Linked DNA regions of Homo sapiens: all the other regions are linked to region 4. Evidence: chromatin contacts called from ENCODE Hi-C or POLR2A ChIA-PET data. All regions are on one chromosome and are shown on one strand. The core of a region is the stretch at or near the end of the contact, and the rest is flanking DNA. Distances in the headings are between cores, read along the strand shown. Region 1 overlaps ZMYM4 (zinc finger MYM-type containing 4). Region 2 holds the start of TRAPPC3 (trafficking protein particle complex subunit 3). Region 3 holds the start of THRAP3 (thyroid hormone receptor associated protein 3). Region 4 holds the start of CLSPN (claspin). Region 5 holds the start of ADPRS (ADP-ribosylserine hydrolase).

The links. Hi-C counts contacts between places; a loop is a spot of excess contacts on that map. ChIA-PET counts read pairs that join two places held with the same protein, here RNA polymerase II (POLR2A). Pooled maps may share reads with other maps.
Region 1: a pooled map shows a loop between it and region 4 (2.2-fold over the local background). The contact joins the enhancer-like site here to the promoter of CLSPN in region 4. A Hi-C loop is called at or near these places in 3 of 50 pooled maps. POLR2A ChIA-PET finds 5 or more read pairs at or near these places in 2 of 52 experiments (GM10248 and WTC11).
Region 2: a loop to region 4 is called in a map with no recorded cell type, with 15 times the contacts of the local background. The contact joins the promoter of TRAPPC3 here to the promoter of CLSPN in region 4. A Hi-C loop is called at or near these places in 1 of 37 single-sample maps with no recorded cell type and 6 of 50 pooled maps. POLR2A ChIA-PET finds 5 or more read pairs at or near these places in 5 of 52 experiments (WTC11, activated CD4-positive, alpha-beta T cell, activated CD4-positive, alpha-beta memory T cell and 2 more).
Region 3: a loop to region 4 is called in a pooled map, with 26 times the contacts of the local background. The contact joins the promoter of THRAP3 here to the promoter of CLSPN in region 4. A Hi-C loop is called at or near these places in 2 of 37 single-sample maps with no recorded cell type and 11 of 50 pooled maps. POLR2A ChIA-PET finds 5 or more read pairs at or near these places in 6 of 52 experiments (CD4-positive, alpha-beta memory T cell, WTC11, activated CD4-positive, alpha-beta T cell and 3 more).
Region 5: a loop to region 4 is called in a pooled map, with 17 times the contacts of the local background. The contact joins the promoter of ADPRS here to the promoter of CLSPN in region 4. A Hi-C loop is called at or near these places in 1 of 37 single-sample maps with no recorded cell type and 9 of 50 pooled maps. POLR2A ChIA-PET finds 5 or more read pairs at or near these places in 1 of 52 experiments (activated CD4-positive, alpha-beta T cell).

What each region holds. Positions count from the first base shown.
Region 1 is chr1:35,297,378-35,300,512 of GRCh38, forward strand. All of the region lies in intron 1 of ZMYM4 (zinc finger MYM-type containing 4), which reads left to right. Among named protein-coding and RNA genes, the nearest start is that of ZMYM4, 30 kb to the left of the region's middle. Within about 2 kb of position 1,279, at least 2 of the 41 ENCODE cell types and tissues checked have a DNase peak (open chromatin) inside an H3K27ac peak, as active enhancers do.
Region 2 is chr1:36,147,933-36,150,882 of GRCh38, forward strand. It overlaps TRAPPC3 (trafficking protein particle complex subunit 3), which reads right to left and starts at 1,554. Exons shown (of 5, transcript NM_014408.5): 1 at 1,405-1,554. The coding sequence starts at 1,446. RefSeq lists enhancers at 1,224-1,884, 1,238-1,317, 1,448-2,107.
Region 3 is chr1:36,223,011-36,225,995 of GRCh38, forward strand. THRAP3 (thyroid hormone receptor associated protein 3) reads left to right here and starts at 1,433. Exons shown (of 12, transcript NM_005119.4): 1 at 1,433-1,495. RefSeq lists enhancers at 230-399, 610-909, 823-1,350, 1,310-1,519, 1,351-1,879 and a silencer at 1,060-1,179.
Region 4 is chr1:35,768,359-35,771,591 of GRCh38, forward strand. CLSPN (claspin) reads right to left here and starts at 1,620. Exons shown (of 25, transcript NM_022111.4): 1 at 1,489-1,620. The coding sequence starts at 1,512. It overlaps CLSPN-DT (CLSPN divergent transcript), which reads left to right and starts at 1,737. Exons shown (of 3, transcript NR_199050.1): 1 at 1,737-1,890. RefSeq lists a silencer at 1,233-1,462.
Region 5 is chr1:36,087,638-36,090,748 of GRCh38, forward strand. ADPRS (ADP-ribosylserine hydrolase) reads left to right here and starts at 1,255. Exons shown (of 6, transcript NM_017825.3): 1 at 1,255-1,478. The coding sequence starts at 1,268. It overlaps TEKT2 (tektin 2), which reads left to right. Exons shown (of 10, transcript NM_014466.3): 9 at 91-170; 10 at 336-638. The coding sequence ends at 549. RefSeq lists enhancers at 758-1,343, 1,344-1,928 and silencers at 1,073-1,162, 1,273-1,702.

The DNA of each region.
Region 1 (3,135 bases), core at 29-2,528, 470 kb before region 4:
GATGGGAGGATGGTTTGAGCCTGGGAGGCAGAGGTTGCTGTGAGCTGAGGTTGCAGTGAGCCGAGGTCACGCCACTGCACTCCAGCCTGGGTGCTTGTCACAAAAAAAAAAAAAATGTATATATATTTTTAAGGTTATCTTGAAAGGTCTCTCTTTCTCTGACTGTGACTTGAGCTGACTTAACGGACCTGAACTTGTTATTTTCATCAGAAATGCAGAAGAGCACTTAGAGAATTCATCTCACATAACAGACTTTGTAGCCATCATTACTGCTTTACTAGTTAAGTGCAACAGCCATTTGGGTTCCCAAGGTACTTGCTTTAGTTGGCATTTCATCATCACCAACCACAGGTGATAGCCTGATTAACTGTGATGCCCCTGCATATGTGGGATTATTACCAAACTAGTTCCTGCTTGAGCCCTATACTCAAGCCTAAGGACACAACGAAAAGCAATTCTGAATCCCATTTTTGTGTGCCTGTCTCCTATGACCACTGCCACTACCAGTCCTGTATCAGAGGACAGAAACCACACAGTAATTTGAATATGGAAAGTTTAACATAAAGAATTATTTACCATTAATGGGGAATTAACTCTAAGGCTTAAAGAGAATGCTAAAGATACAGAATAACAGTAGAGGGAGCGGCCACTGCCTCTAGGTCTGAGGCAAAGTTAACAAGGATGGAATAAATCTGGATGATGGCCAGCCCACCAGCTTCAAGGCTGAGATTCAGATCTTGTTGGAGAAGGTGTGGTCCACTGGATGCTGGAAACATCTGAGGTGGGGCAGGCTTTTGCTGGCAATTAAAAAATGCCCCCCTGGGGTGCCAATAAAAGTCAGTAGGATGGTGAGTCCCTCATCTCTACGAAAAATAAAAATATTAGCTGGACATACTGGTGTGCACCTATGGTCCCAGCTACTTGAGAGGCTGAGGTGGAAGGATTGCTTGAGGCCAGGAGATCAAGGCTGCAGTGCACTCACTGTGTTTGTACCACTGCACTCCAGCCTGGGCAACAGAGGATACTGTGTCTCAAAAAAAAGTCACTAGGAAGCCCCTTGCTGAATCTGGCTAAGAAGATAGGCTGGGACACTGGCAAAATTCTCTGGGAAGTCTGTCTCCCATAGGGGTGCTGCTGAAACTTGCAGGGTAGGTGCTTTCTGGAGTGCTGACAAAACTTGTCAGGAAACTACTCATGCGTGTGTGCCTGTGTCACTGAGACTTGCTGGGGAGTTGGTCTCTGGGAGGGCCATTTGGAGTCCTGCACAACACCTCCACTGGAGCAAGCCGGCTAGAGAACAGTGTTAACAGGAAGAGAAGCCCCTTCCTTCTAGAGTATTCCTCCAGTGCCATCTACTGACAAAGGTTAACATTGTGCCAGCTGGCAAAGGAGAAAGTTTTGCAGGGTCCATCTCCATTATGTAAAGCAGGGCAGAGAAGAGTGGGTTTGGAGTTGAGAGGCAATCCATTTGTAACTGGTGAGAACCCACATAGTTACATTGCCATACTCTTTACTTAGGGTAGATGCTTGTTTTCATATGGTGTCATTTTCCTTCTGCTGAGGGACTTTCCTTTAATACCTCTTGTAGACTGGTCTGGTAGTGATGAATTCTCTGTTTCTGAACAAGTATTTATTTTGCCTTCAGTTTTGAAAGTTTTTTTTTTTTTTTTTTAAGAAACAGAGTCTTGCCATGTGGCCCAGGCTGAACTCAAATTCTTGAGCTCAGGTGATCCTCCTGCCCCAGTCTCTTGAGTAGCTGGGATTACAGGTATGCACCACCACACCTGGTGTAGTTTTGAGAGATATTTTTGCAGGATTTTGAATTCTAGATTGACATTTTCCTTTACTTTCAGTACTTTAAAGATGTTGCTCCTATACCTTCTGGATTGCATTGTTACCAATGGAAGGTGTTCAGGTTCTTGGCGTCTTGAACAAAGAATTGGACAAAACACACAAACAAAGCGGGAAAAGAATGAAGCAAAAAAAAAGCAGAGATTATTGACAATGAAAGTAAACTTCACAGTGTGGGAGCTGGTTGGAGCATAGGGGCTCAAGGGTGCCATTACAGAATTTTCTGGGGTTTAAATCCTCTTTAGAGGTTTCCCATTGGTTACTTGGTGTACACCCTTTGTAAATGAAGTAGTGGCCCCCAATGAGAGGCTGAAGTTAAGTTACAAAAGTTATACCCTATGCAAACCTCTGGTTGTGGAAAGCAACCAATCAAAGGCTAAAGTGAAGTTACAAAGTTATACTTCTGTGCAAACAAAGACTTAGCCAGGAATCAGTCTGAATAGTTGCCTGGTAAGTTGCAGAAAGCAACCAATCAAAGGCTAAAGTGAAGTTACAAAGTTACACTCTTATGCAAACATCTGATTGGTTGCAGAAAGCAACCAACAGAGATTCTTTCTTTCTTTCTTTTCTTTTTTTTTTTTTATGAGACAGAGTCTTGCTCTGTTGCCCAGGCTGGAGTGCAATGGTGCCATCTCGGCTCACTGCAAGCTCCGTGCCCTGGGTTCATGCCATTCTCCTGCCGCAGCCTACAGAGTAGCTGGGACTACAGGCGCCTGCCACCACGCCTGGCTATTTTTCTTGTATTTTTAGTAGAGACGGGTTTTCACAGTGTTCGCCAGGATGGTCTCGATCTCCTGACCTCGTGATCCGCCCACCTTGGCCTCCCAAAGTGCTGGGATTACAGGCATGAGCCACTATGCCCGGCAACAGAGATTCTTTCAATTTTCCATCTGCCACATAGAAAAAGAGTGGGGTTTGCAAAGGGAGTAGCCTCCAGCCCTTCTGTTACTTAGGTGTGGAAATTTGGGGTTTTCCTTTTGATTTAGCTCTGGGAAGTCAGTGTGAATTGGCCTTAGGTTCCCTGCCTCCAGATTCTATTTTCCTGCCTCAGCATTGCTTCTATGAGTCTACTCTTATTATTTTTGTTCCTTTGGATGTAATACCATTTTCCCCCAGCTGCATTTAAGAATTCTCTATCACTTTTTATCAGGAATTTGATTATGCCTTGGTATGGTTTATTTCAAACTTCTGCACAGGGTTCATTGAGCATTCTGATTCTGTGAGTATACAGTTTTCATAAAATTGGGAAGTTTTGGCCATTATATTTTCAAAATCTTTTTGTCT
Region 2 (2,950 bases), core at 304-2,803, 380 kb after region 4:
TAAAATGAGAGCAAAGTACAAAAACTAACCAGGAAGACCTCTACTCATCTCATAGGAAAAGGAGAAAGAAACATTTACCATGCCCCTCACATTTTACACCATCCCATTTAATATTAGGTAGACATTACTATCCCCATTTTATAGATAAAGAAATTGAAGATCAATCAAGTAAGTCAGAATTCCAACCAAGGTCCATGTGTTTCCCCTTACCTGACATTGTTTCCTAACAAAATATTCTCGTCTTTTGGCCGGGTGTGGTGGCTCACCCCTGTAATCCCAGCACTTTGGGAGCCTGAACAGGCAGATCACTTAAGGCCACGAGTTCGAGACCAGGCTGGCCAACATGGTGAAACCCCGTCTCTACTAAAAATACAAAAATTGGTCAGGCGCAGTGGCTCACGCCTGTAATCCCAGCACTTTGGGAGGCCGAGACAGGCGGATCACCTGAGGTCAGGAGTTCGAGACCAGCCTGGCCAACATGGTGAAACCCCATCTCTACTAAAAATACAAAAATCAGCCAGGCGTGGTGGTGGACACCTGTAATCCCAGCTACTCGGGAGGCTGAGGCAGAAGAACTGCTTGAACCTGGGAGGCAGAGGTTGCAGTGAGCCAAGTTAGTGCCACTGCACTCCACCCCGGGTGACAGAGATTTCGTCTGGGGGCGGGGGGAGGGAGGGAAGAACGAAAGAAAAATGACCTAAGTCTGCAGCCCCAGCCCCTAGTCCAACTTTATAGGACCATATGGTGTCCAAACTATTCCCTGGGAAAGAAGGGAGCCACCCACTCCATTAGAGGGGCACCACTCACTGCTTACTCTGGCCCATCTCTTATTCCATTGAATAAAACGTTCCTTTCTGGCACGACCAGTATCTGAACATCTCTCACAATACCCACGCCACAGTACGAGACACTGTAGCCTAAGAGTAAAGCCTAACAGTCAGCTCCTAGCATTAGCTTTGGAGTTAAACACGGGTCCAAATCCTAACTTCCCAGGTGTAAATATGGGCAAATTACGTAAGCTCTCCAAGCTGTAAAACGGCAATGTTATCCATCTGATAGGGGCTACTCTGCAGATTAACTGAGATGCTGTAACGTGCGTGGCCCGGTGCCCAACACATAGTAAGAGAGAAGTTAAGTGGCAGTTATTGGTATTTATTACCGTCGTTGTTGTTGGCTTAGCACAGAGCTGCACTCAGGCCTTGGGGGCGGGGTCTCCTCCGGGGAACTTCTCCGACGGTCCCCTCACCTGCCTGGAACGCCCCCGGAGTGACCCAGCAAGAGGCTTCCCCTTGCCAGAGCTCACAGGAAGGCCCTTTTCCAAACGCACCTCGCGCTCGGCGCCGGGCCCCTTCCCTGTACGCCTCAATTTCGCCCCGCCCGCCGAGGTCACGCGCTCCAAGTTACCATTTTCTTGCTCTCGGTGCCACGGTTCGCCTGCCTCGACATGGTGCCGGCCGCCCCGCCCCACTCGCCTAGCCACGGGTTAGCTCGGCGACCCCTGCAGACGCCGGAGCCTAAGCCGCTGCCCCTCAGCCCACAAGACCGACCGGCACTGACTCACTGCGCCTGCGCGGCCTCCCGCGGGGCACCACGGGACTAGTGGTCCGGCCGACGTGGGCAACTCCCGCCCAACAAACGTCAGACTACAACACCCAACAGCCCCTTTGGCAGCACCGCCTCTTAACACAGTCAACTACAACTCCCGGAGTGCTCCGCGCGCGCCTGCCTGGTAGAGCCCAGCTTGCGCTGGGCAGCATCCTGGCCGCTGGGTGGCGTCCGCAGCCTTCGGTAATCCTGGGTCACACACACGCTTCCTCCTTGTCCCCCTCCCCCCGCGCCCGGCTCAGAGATGATGCTCCACAAATTCCTCTCTCGCCGGGGTTGGTCTTGGAAAGTCCCTCTTTCGAGCTAGCGTCTTCCGCTGTTGCGATTCAGCTCCAGAAGCTCCCAAGATGTCCCAGAAAACTAGCAATGACTCACACAGAATTGGCTTCTTCATTAGAAAAATATTTAATGACCTACTATGTGCCAAGCATTTCGCTAGTGTCTTTCTCTTCAGACTGCCAAACCCCAAATGATGCCAGCACCTGCCTTCTACCACCTGTGGCCTCGTGATGGAATATCCAGTCTTTTAGGTAAAGTTCAAGTCACTTTCTCCCCCTCCCTCCCCCTAGAACAGCTACACTGCCTGGTTCCCAGAAAACAAAGATCACTAACTGTCGTGGCCGTCAGTTCTGAGTTCTAATCCCAGCTTTGCCATTTTAGGCAAGTTGCTAAATCTCTCTCAGTTGTTGTAAAGACTGGTGAGCCACGCATGCCCAGCACTTGGGCGCATAAAAGGCATAAAAGAAACGTGTATTCCCTTCCAGCCACCCTCCAAAAACAAGCCAACAAACAGGCACCAGAAACACGAAGGGAATGTGCTGGCTGAACTCTCACCCATCACCAAGGGGAAGTCTATAGTCCCTGACCACAGCTCTTTGGTTTCAGCTCCCGCGGTCTCTCAGCTGGTCAACTCTGAGGAAGCTGGGCTGGGGGGTCCCTGAGCACTCTCTGTTCACTTAGGCCTGGTAGCCTGACTGTAGCAGCTGCATTCTGGCCCCTAGCCCTCACCATGACAACCAGCCTGTCCAGACACGAGCCAGCCAGGCTAGGGAGGGCTGGGGGGCCGCTGAGGCTGCAAGCTGGTGCCCAGGGTTCCCCCAGTCCCTCCCTCAGGGTGCAGGACCAATCATTATTATACCCTTTTCCCCAGACATTCTGTTTCCTCCCTAGAGGCAGTGACCCCTCACTCTCCATCCTGTGTAATGCCACAGGGGAGGGAGCCAAGGGCCGAGGGCTCTGGGAAGGAACTTGAGGGTTGGTTGGGGTTGGGGGAGGAAAGCAGGAGTCAACTAGCCCCCAAGGGCCAGCTCAGCTAGACAAGAGCCCTCTGCATTCCCAGGACAGA
Region 3 (2,985 bases), core at 183-2,682, 450 kb after region 4:
CAGCTACTCAGGAGGCTTAGGCAGGAGAATCGCTTGAACCTGGGAGGCAGATGTTGCAGTGACCCAAAATCGCACCACTGCCCTCCAGCCTGGGCGACATAGGGAGAATCTCAATAAATAAATAAATAAATAAATAAAAATAAAATCAATTAAATTAGAACGTTTTAAGAAGCACTGCGCAGTACGTCGACCACAAGAAGTGCTCAAAGAAGGAAGAAAGAGTAAGCCGTGTGCAAGGAATGCTGCCGAAGCCACTAAGGGCAAGGGCTGATGTGGCGTGGTCTGCTACTTGAGTTGAGCCTTGCAGCTTTTCTCTTAGGAAGAGCATTAGATTTCTTTATTAATTGATGTGTACTGTGTCTACTTTTCTCTGGAGGTGCAGAAATCCATCAAAACTGATCTCGGCTCTCAAAGAGCTCACAGTCTTGTCGGGGAAGGCCCCGATACTTACAGAGTAAGATGCAAACTTACTGTGGGAACACAGGCATAGGGAGGAGCTAGTCAACTTTGAAAGCATCACAGATGACCTATGAGATGGGTCTTAAATGTTCAGAGACACTAGAGCAGAAATTCCGGAGGAAACCAGCCTGTGCAAAACTGATAAACGCAGAGATTCTCAAATTTGTAGGTGGGTAAGAATCACCCGAGAGATCGGTTTAAAATGTAGACTGCAGGGAGACACTCCCCGGTAAACTTTTGGTTCAATACCCCAGTAGCACCCATTTTAACAAACTTCCCAGGACGACAGTCAGAAAATCATAGTTACAGAAGGCAGGCTGGGGAGAGGCGGTTTCTGGGTCTCCGAATGAGGTCACACAATTAAAATTAAAAAAACGAAACCAAACCAACCCCTCCATTTGCGTTGCGCTTTCAGGGTGCTTGAGGCTTTCCTGTGCCTTACTTTGTCGGAGCCTGGCAACATCGCTGTGGGGTAGAAATTACAAGTCTCATTTCACAGGGGAGGAAACAAGTTTAGAGAGGAGGGATGAATTTGCTCAAGGTCACAAAGCGGAAGGGAGCGCAGCAGAGACCAAAAACAGGGAGACTCGACTTCCAACTCGGAAGCTTTTCAACAAGGCAAGCTGGCCCGGAGTGGGTGGGGCTCAGACTCTCCCTCCAGGCTGGTTCCAAAATGGTGGGGGCAGTGGCGTCAGCAACGCCCCCGCCCCTTCCGTCCACCGCCCTCCTCCATCTCCAGGCCACCCAGGCGGGGGGAGGGGACGGCCCCGAGCAACCCACGTGACCGCCGACAACCGAGCGCGTGACGCAAAGCGGCGGGCCCAACGCTCGCCTTGTCTTTTGGGAAACGTAGTTCTGATGGCAGCCAAGTCGGCCAGGAGAGGAGGGCGTAGGACTACATTTCCCAGGAGGCAGCGGGTCTACGCCGTCGCCGTCGTCGGAGAGCGGAGACGCTGGGCGCGCTGTGGGGCGGGGGCGAGGTTCGGGCTGGTTGTTCCGTTGCGAGCTGCAGCTGCGATCTCTGTGGTAGGCCCAGGTGAGTGAGCGCCTCTGATGGAAGTTAGGGCAGCTTAACCGGCTCTAGTGGTTTCGTCTCTTATCTTTTTTCCCCAGCTGCTGGTCAGGGGCTCGGGGAAGGCCTGGCGTGGAGTCGCTCCCCCCAGCTTACACCCTGGCCTCTTCTGAGCGGGCTCCGTTCCCTCCGGCTCCTCCCCTTCCCCGCCCTTTAGGTCTTCCCCTGGCCCCGGCCTAGCTCCCAAGGCTCTTGGTCGCCTTCTCTGCAGAGCAGCTCCTACGCCGCTTTATCTTGCAGTCGGCCTGGGGGCGGCCACTCCCTACTCCTCCCGTTTTGGTCGTATGAACCCCGTTATTTGGATTTCTTTTCCCGGAACTCCCGAGTGCCCTTCCCCCCACCCAGTCCCCATTGGCCTGGTTCGGTCTTCTCCTAGGGCGCATGTGGCTGCCACTCAGTAAATGTTAGTACCGCTTCCGTTCTTTCCAGCCTGGTGGCCAAAAACGGGATAGTCCAAATTTGTCTCCTACGGGAATATTAGAGTTCTCACTTTTTTCTTGGGCTGGAGCTGAGGCCGGCTTGCATTCCAGTGGCAATCGGCGTGAGTTCTGCTTATATGAGGTGAATTATTTTGCTTCTCTTAGCACCTAAGCAACTTTTATCAACTGTTGTCTTTGACTTTACAAATCTTAGGGGTGGAGCATGGCAGCAGAAGCTGGGGAGCAGCAATGGTGCACAGAAGTTGGAAGCCATCAGTGGCAGTACAGTGTTTATGGGGAATTTGTTACTTGGGGTGAAGGGAAAGCCTCTGAGAGTATAGAAGGACCTGGCAAGAGAGAGGCAGTGAAGCTTCTGTTGGGAGCATAACAGAAGTATCCTGAACCAGTTGGCTTGGGTTTAAATCTTGGCCCTGCTATCTTTTGATCTTAGGTCAAGAGTCTTCATCTCCAGCTGCCTCAGTTTTCTTATCACTAAAACAGCAGTAAGTAACAGTGACCCCTTTACAGGGTTATTGTGGAGACTAAATGAGATAAAATAAAAATCACTTAGCCACTGTTAAAAAGTAATATCATCATTTATAGGTTTTTTTTTTAGAGTGTGCGCCGAGAGAGATGAGGCGTGTATCACACCGTTATTTTTCTTCTGTTTCAGATGACCCTGACTTTTTTCGTTTGTGGAAGTACTGTTGTAGTCTGTTCTGTAATTCTAGACAGTCTGACGTGTGTATTATGATTTAGAAGCTTGTTAAATAGCCAAAACCGGCTCCTGCCATGAACAACTTGTGGAGCAAATCGGGCTCAGTTTGTTCTTTGCCGGGAGATGTATTTTGTGAGCCAATGTTCATACGTTAATGATAAGTTTTACTGCAGCCATTTGGGCTTAATTGCATTTTGTAAGAGAGTTGTGTTGAGGTTTCTGTAAGAAGTGATTTGATTAAAAACCTCTATATCCAGTGTAATTCCATCTCTTTGTTTTTTAAACGTTTTAACACCAGAGAAAGATCTCCAATTTTG
Region 4 (3,233 bases), core at 370-2,869:
CTCCGTCTCAAAAAAAAAAAAATTATTAAATTGATTTGAATGCAAGGTACAAATTTTTTTTTTTTTTGATACAGTGTCTCACTCTGTCACCTAGGCTGGAGTGCAGTGGCAGGATCATGGCTCACTGCAGCCTTGACCTCCCAGGCCCAAAGGATTCTCTCACCTCAGCCACCCGAGTAGCTGGGACCGAGTAGCTGGGACCACAGGCGACGCCCGGCTAATTTTTTTTTTTTTGTAGAGGCGGGGTTTTGCCATGTTTTCTATGCAGGCTGGTTTCGAACTCTTGAGCTCAAGCAATCTGCCGGCCTTAGCCTCCCGAAGTGCTGGGATTGCTGAGAATTAATATGTATGCACTGATGATCCTCTCAACAATCCAAAGCAGTAAAACTATTACTTCTGTTTGTGAGTGTGGAAACCGAATTTAGGTAACCAGACAGCTCAAGGAATAGGGCTGCTTTGAATGACGATTATCTTCTAGGCAATTTGCAGCAACGTCAAAGGGCAGGGCCAGTAACAGGGTGGGGTGAGGTCTCAAAAAATTCAGTAATCAAAATGAATAACATTAATGCAATATTTTTTAAAAAATTAAATCAATAATCTACAGCTCATGAGGTAAATAATATGCCCGCTTTTGTAAATAAAGTTTATTGGAAACAGGGATGGAATTAGGGTGAGGTGATTGAGGCAAGGTCGTGCAAATGACTGGTCGGATCTCGTCTTTGTTTAAACGTCTGATATTTTGTTCAATATCAAATCATAAAAAGTTTTTGCATTAATTTTGGTTTTTTAAAAATATTGCATTAAAATATGAGTTTGATTGAGGGTTTTGGCGCCCCTTTAAATTTTGCTCCTAAGGCGGGAGTGCCTTGCCCGAATCCGGCCCAGAAAGGACACAGCTCTGGAAACATCTGTTTTCTATGCCCAATTTCGCCAGGGAGCTGCCAGCCACCAGCCAGGAGCCCCAGCGGTGACTTCCCCACTCGGGGCCCGGTCGGAAAACGCAAAGGGCCTGCGCGCGATGACCTCCAGGGCCCCTCCCAGGCCCAGTGTGGAACTCCCTAACACCCTCGCTCGCCCTCTCTCTGCGGAGAATCCCCCCGCACCGCTGCGGCCGGGTTCGGCTAGAGCCTCCCGGCTTTCAGAGCACCCTGAGGGGAGGAGCTTCCGCGACAGGAAACGCGCCAAAGGGGAGGGCTGGCGGCAGGAACCGGCTGAAGAGGGGCTGGGCTGCCGGCAGTGCGCGCCGCAGAGACCTGGAGCTCTCCGGCCACGGAGCCCGAAGCGCGGGAAGCCCGGCGGCGGGACGGGATGCCCGGTCGGAACCCATCCCGGCCGAGTCTCGAGGCCGCGGGAGCCGGCGCGGCGAACGCCGGGAGCCGCAGTCCTCCCGCCCGGGCGCCTCGGGTCAGCGGGGTCTACCCCGGCCCCACCTAACCTCTCGGTGCCCGGCCTTCTAAGCCCCCGTGGGGGGCGTGTGCATAAACTCACCTCAGAACCCACCTCGCCTGTCATGACTTCTGCCTCCCCTGCGCTCCACTAGGGACGGAGCTGTCTCTGATTCCCTCAGCCGGAGAGCAGCGGCTCCCGCCGTCTCCAGCCCAGCAGTGCTGTTCTTGCTTTCCCGCCCAGCCAGAGTGGAGGTCCCACCCAGATGGTTTGCACCAATCCAGAGGGGGCTTTCCAGCGAGTCCCCGCCCCCTTCCGACCCACCAATCACGCAGCGCCTCTGGCCGCCCAATCTCCTATTACCCAGGCTGAGTTGGCGGGTCGCAGCTGCTGGTAGCGGAGCCTGGGGGAGCTGGAGGTGCACGGGGGCGGGGCAGTCGGTACCAGGCGAGCCGTGGTCTTTGACCTTTGACACTTGCCAAAGCATCGAGTGCGATTGGAGGGGTGAGTCTTTCGGGGGGAAGTGAGCTGGGAAACGGTTCCTGGGCACCTGGGAGTGTCCTGTACCTGAACTTTTTAGAGGAATTCCAAGGTTCCCGTGGGGATTTTCTCCACTGACTTCATTTCTGGAGCAGCTAGATCCTGTGTGCCTCTTGTACATGACACTTACCACTGAATATATATATATATATATATATATATATATATATATATATATACACACACACACACATATGTACACACATATATACATACACATATATACACATACACATGTATGTGTATACACACACACTTTTTTTTTTTTTGAGATGGAGTCTCCCTCTGTTAGCCAGGATGAAATGCAGTGGCGCGATCTCGGCTCACTGCAACCTCCGCCTCCCGGGTTCAAGCGATTCTCGTGCCTCAGCCTCCTGAGTAGCTAGGATTACAGGCACCCGCCACCAACCCCTGGCTAATTTTTGTATTTTTAGTAGAGACGGGGTTTCACCATGTTGGCCAGGCTGGTCTCGAACTCCTGATCTCAAATGATCCTCGCCTCGGCCTCCCAAAGTGCTGGGAGGCCTCATACCCCTCACAGGCGTGAGCCACTGTGCCCGGCCCACTTTTATTTTTTAAAGAGGGCCGGGCTCCATGGCTCACGCTTGTAATCTCAACGCTTTGGGAGGCCGAGGTGGGAGGATGGCTTGAGTCCAGGAGTTTGAGGTTAGAGTGAGTTATGATCGCACCACTGCACTTCAGCGTAGGCGATAGAGGGAGACCTTGTCTCTAAAGAAAAAAGTTTTGTGGGCTGCTCAGATACCAAAGAATATGGTTGGATAATCTTTATAATTCTCTGTAGAGTTAATTTGAGGATGTAGAAAGCACTCATCACTCCTAGAGGGCATTCTACCTTTAAACAAGGCTGGAAAAAGAATTGAAGCTCTGAAATCAGGTTTATCCCAGACACAGTTCTTTTTTTTTTTTTTTTTTTTTTGTTGAGACAGAGTCTCTCCCTGTCACCATGGCTGGGTGCAATGGCGTGATCTCGGCTCACTGCAACCTCCGCCTCCCGGGTTCAAGCGATTCTCCTGCCTCAGCCTCCTGAGTAGCTAGGATTATAGGCATGTGCCACCACGCTCAGATAATTTTTTGTAACTTTAGTAGAGACAAGATTTCACCATTTTGGCCAGGCTGATCTTGAACTCCTGACCTCGTGATCCGCCCGTCTCAGCCTCCCAAAGTGCTGGGATTACAGGTGTGAGTCACCGCACCTGGCCTATCCCAGACAATTCTAATCCCAGTTTTGCCACTGTGCTGGCCATTATTTTTTGCCTCTCCAGGTCAATTCTCTGTCCTTCCTTTAC
Region 5 (3,111 bases), core at 5-2,504, 320 kb after region 4:
CTGATGGAGCAAGGGCACTGCTGTCAAGGGGCAGCACTCAGGTAAAGGACAGTGTGGCTGACTTGGAACTCCCAACCCCTCTGCCTCCAGGCACAGTACGGCCTCACCGACGAGGTTCACCAGCTAGAGGCAACCATCGCTGCCCTGAAGCAGAAGCTGGCGCAAGCACAGTAGGTCTCGGGAGTGGGCGGAAGGAGCAGTGAGACGCTGCCCACAAATGGGGCCTCTTGCTGGCTGCTGGCTCCCTGGGGCTGTCTTCCTGACTGAAGGCTATGCACGCAGCCCAGGCCTCCCAGCCTCATGGGGGCTGGGGGGTTGTCAATGTCCTTCCCTAGGGACGCACTGGACGCCCTGTGCAAGCACCTGGCCCGGCTGCAGGCTGACATTGCCTGCAAGGCCAACTCCATGCTGCTGGACACCAAGTGCATGGACACACGGCGCAAGCTGACCGTGCCTGCTGAGAGGTTCGTGCCTGAGGTGGACACCTTCACACGTACCACAAATAGCACCCTGAGTCCACTCAAAAGCTGCCAGCTGGAGCTGGCCTAGCCTTGGAGGACTGCAGGAGGAGGGCAGGGTTGGGTGGGCAATGGAAGGAGGGAGGAGAGAAATGAATGGAATAAATGCAGAGGATCTCAGGCCGGCTGTTCTCTGCCCCACTGTATGTAGCCAGCAGGGAGAGGGTTCTTGAACACCCTCCTGTCTATGGAGGAGCAAAGATGGGGAACACTATTCCTCCGAACTCCATGTACCAAATCCAGTTCTTTCCCTCCCCTCAGGGCACCCCTCTCTGGGCTGGGTCAGCACTCCTGGGCTGCAGCAGCGCGGCCTCTACCTGGCTGTGTCCCAGTTGGCCCCTGGTCCGCCCTCCTGATGCTTAAGGGAGGCCCACAGGGGGCAAGGGCCCGGTGGGAGGGCTTGGGGGTGGTCCCGGCCTCGGTGGGGAGGGCCGGCTGGGGGTGCGGAGTTAGGGTTGCTCGCCTGCGGAAGGCAGTGTGGGCTGCAGTGATCCAATGGTCTGGCTCAGTGCCCATCCCCCGGAGACCCCATAGTGGCCTTCCCACCCAGTTAGCCCAGTGGTGAGGAGCGGAAAACCGAGACTCAAAGCACAGGCTGGCGGGAAGTGCGCGGCGCCGCGACTCCGGGCCGCTGGGCGGCGCTGTGGGCCTGGCGGCGGAGTGGAAACTCTAGGCCCCAGGGAGCGCTGCGGACGGAAGTAGGGAAACTGTGAGGGCGGCACCGGAAGTGGCGAGCAGTCTGCGCGCGGATGGCCGCAGCGGCGATGGCGGCAGCGGCAGGTGGAGGGGCTGGCGCGGCCCGCTCCCTCTCGCGCTTCCGAGGCTGCCTGGCTGGCGCGCTGCTCGGGGACTGCGTGGGCTCCTTCTACGAGGCCCACGACACCGTCGACCTGACGTCAGTCCTGCGTCATGTCCAGAGTCTGGAGCCGGACCCCGGCACGCCCGGGAGTGAGCGGACAGGTGGGCGGGGCCGGGCGCAAGTCAGAGGCCGTGCGGGAGGGAGGCCGAAGGGGCGCGGAGCCTCCGGGGGCGACGGGTCGGGGGTGCGCGGGGATGAGGCTGCCGAGGGCACCGGGGCCAGAGCCGGATGACCCGCAGACAGCTTGAGCTCAGCGAGTGCCAGTGCGATCTCCGGCCTTATAGACGTCTCGCCCCGAACATCCCGTGCTCGGGGCGTGGCAGCACCGGGGCCTCAACCGTGCAGGGTGTGGATAAACCCATCGTAAGTTGAAAATACCTGAAGTGGAAAGTGCGCTTTCAGCTTAGACGACCGTTTTATCTGGACGCAGCCCCATCGGACGTCGAGGAGCCTATGAATGCGTATCAGCGTTATCAGAAAGCCGAAAAAAACTTAAGTTGAACCATCCTAAGTCGGGGACTGTCTGTCCACCCTTGCCGACTTGACCTCTTTTTCCCGGTTCTCTAGAGTCAGTATACCACCAGCCCGTTCTCCACCCCGCAAGGCGTGCTTTGGAAGCCTGACTCTAATCGCGTCCTCCCCTGCCTAAAACCCTGCTGTGATTTCCCATTACCCTTAGTACAGAGCCACATTCCTTAACGTGTCCGACGTGGTCCGGCCCTCCCACACGTCTGCAGTTTCGTTTTCCGCCAGCCTTGGCCTTGCTTTCTGCTCTTCGGTTCCTCACACCATGATTCCTCTAGGCCAGGCGTTTGCATGCGCTGTCTCGCCTGTAAAACTAACTTCCCTTCCCTTGTGGGCTCAGATCCCGGCTCAGGTAGCAGGTGTGAGGTCAAGCAGAGGAGGTGAATCTTCTTGGAGAGCAGGTAGCATAGTAAGAAGAAAGGGCCATGGTCAGAACCCTGGAGAACACCGGTAATTAAGAGGGAGGGAGGGAGGGAAGGGGATTAGGGAAGGAAACAGTTTGATAGGAGGAGAAGCAGGAGTGGCTATCAACGAAACCTAGGAAAAGAATTTCAAAATGAAGACACTGATCACTGGTGGTGTGCTCCAGAGAAGTGAAGTAGGAGGAGATCTGGATCCAGAAACTATCATTTTCAATCTGGGTATGGTGGCGCACACCTATAATCCCAGCTACTCCAGAGACTGAGGTGGAAGGATCATCGCTTAAGTCCAGGAGTTCGAGACTAGCCTGGGCAACATGGCAAGATCCTGTCTATAAAAAAGAAAAACAAAACAAAAACAAAAAGACTGGAGCTGCAAGGATGGCAGCCACAAGGGGATGGAAGTTTTCTTTCAGAAATCAGAAGATCAAACCATGATGTAGGCTCATAATAAATAAATACATAAAATAGAAAGCAGCAGGACTGACTTGGAATAAAGAATTGCTGAAAATCCCATTGCTGAGATCCTAAGGCTTCCCAGGCCCACGAAAGTGAATGGGAGTGAGAAACTGATTTGAGGTCATTTTAGATGTGGTAACTCTGAAACATGAGTAGAGGCTGGGTGCCGTAGCCACAACTGTAATCCCAGCGCTTTGGGAGAGTCCACTTGAGCCCAAGAGTTTGAGACCAGCCTGGCAACAGGATGAAACTCCATCTCTACAAAAAAAAAAAAAAAAAAAAAAAAAAGCCAGGCGCAGTGGTGTGCACCTGTAGTCCCAGCTACTCGGGA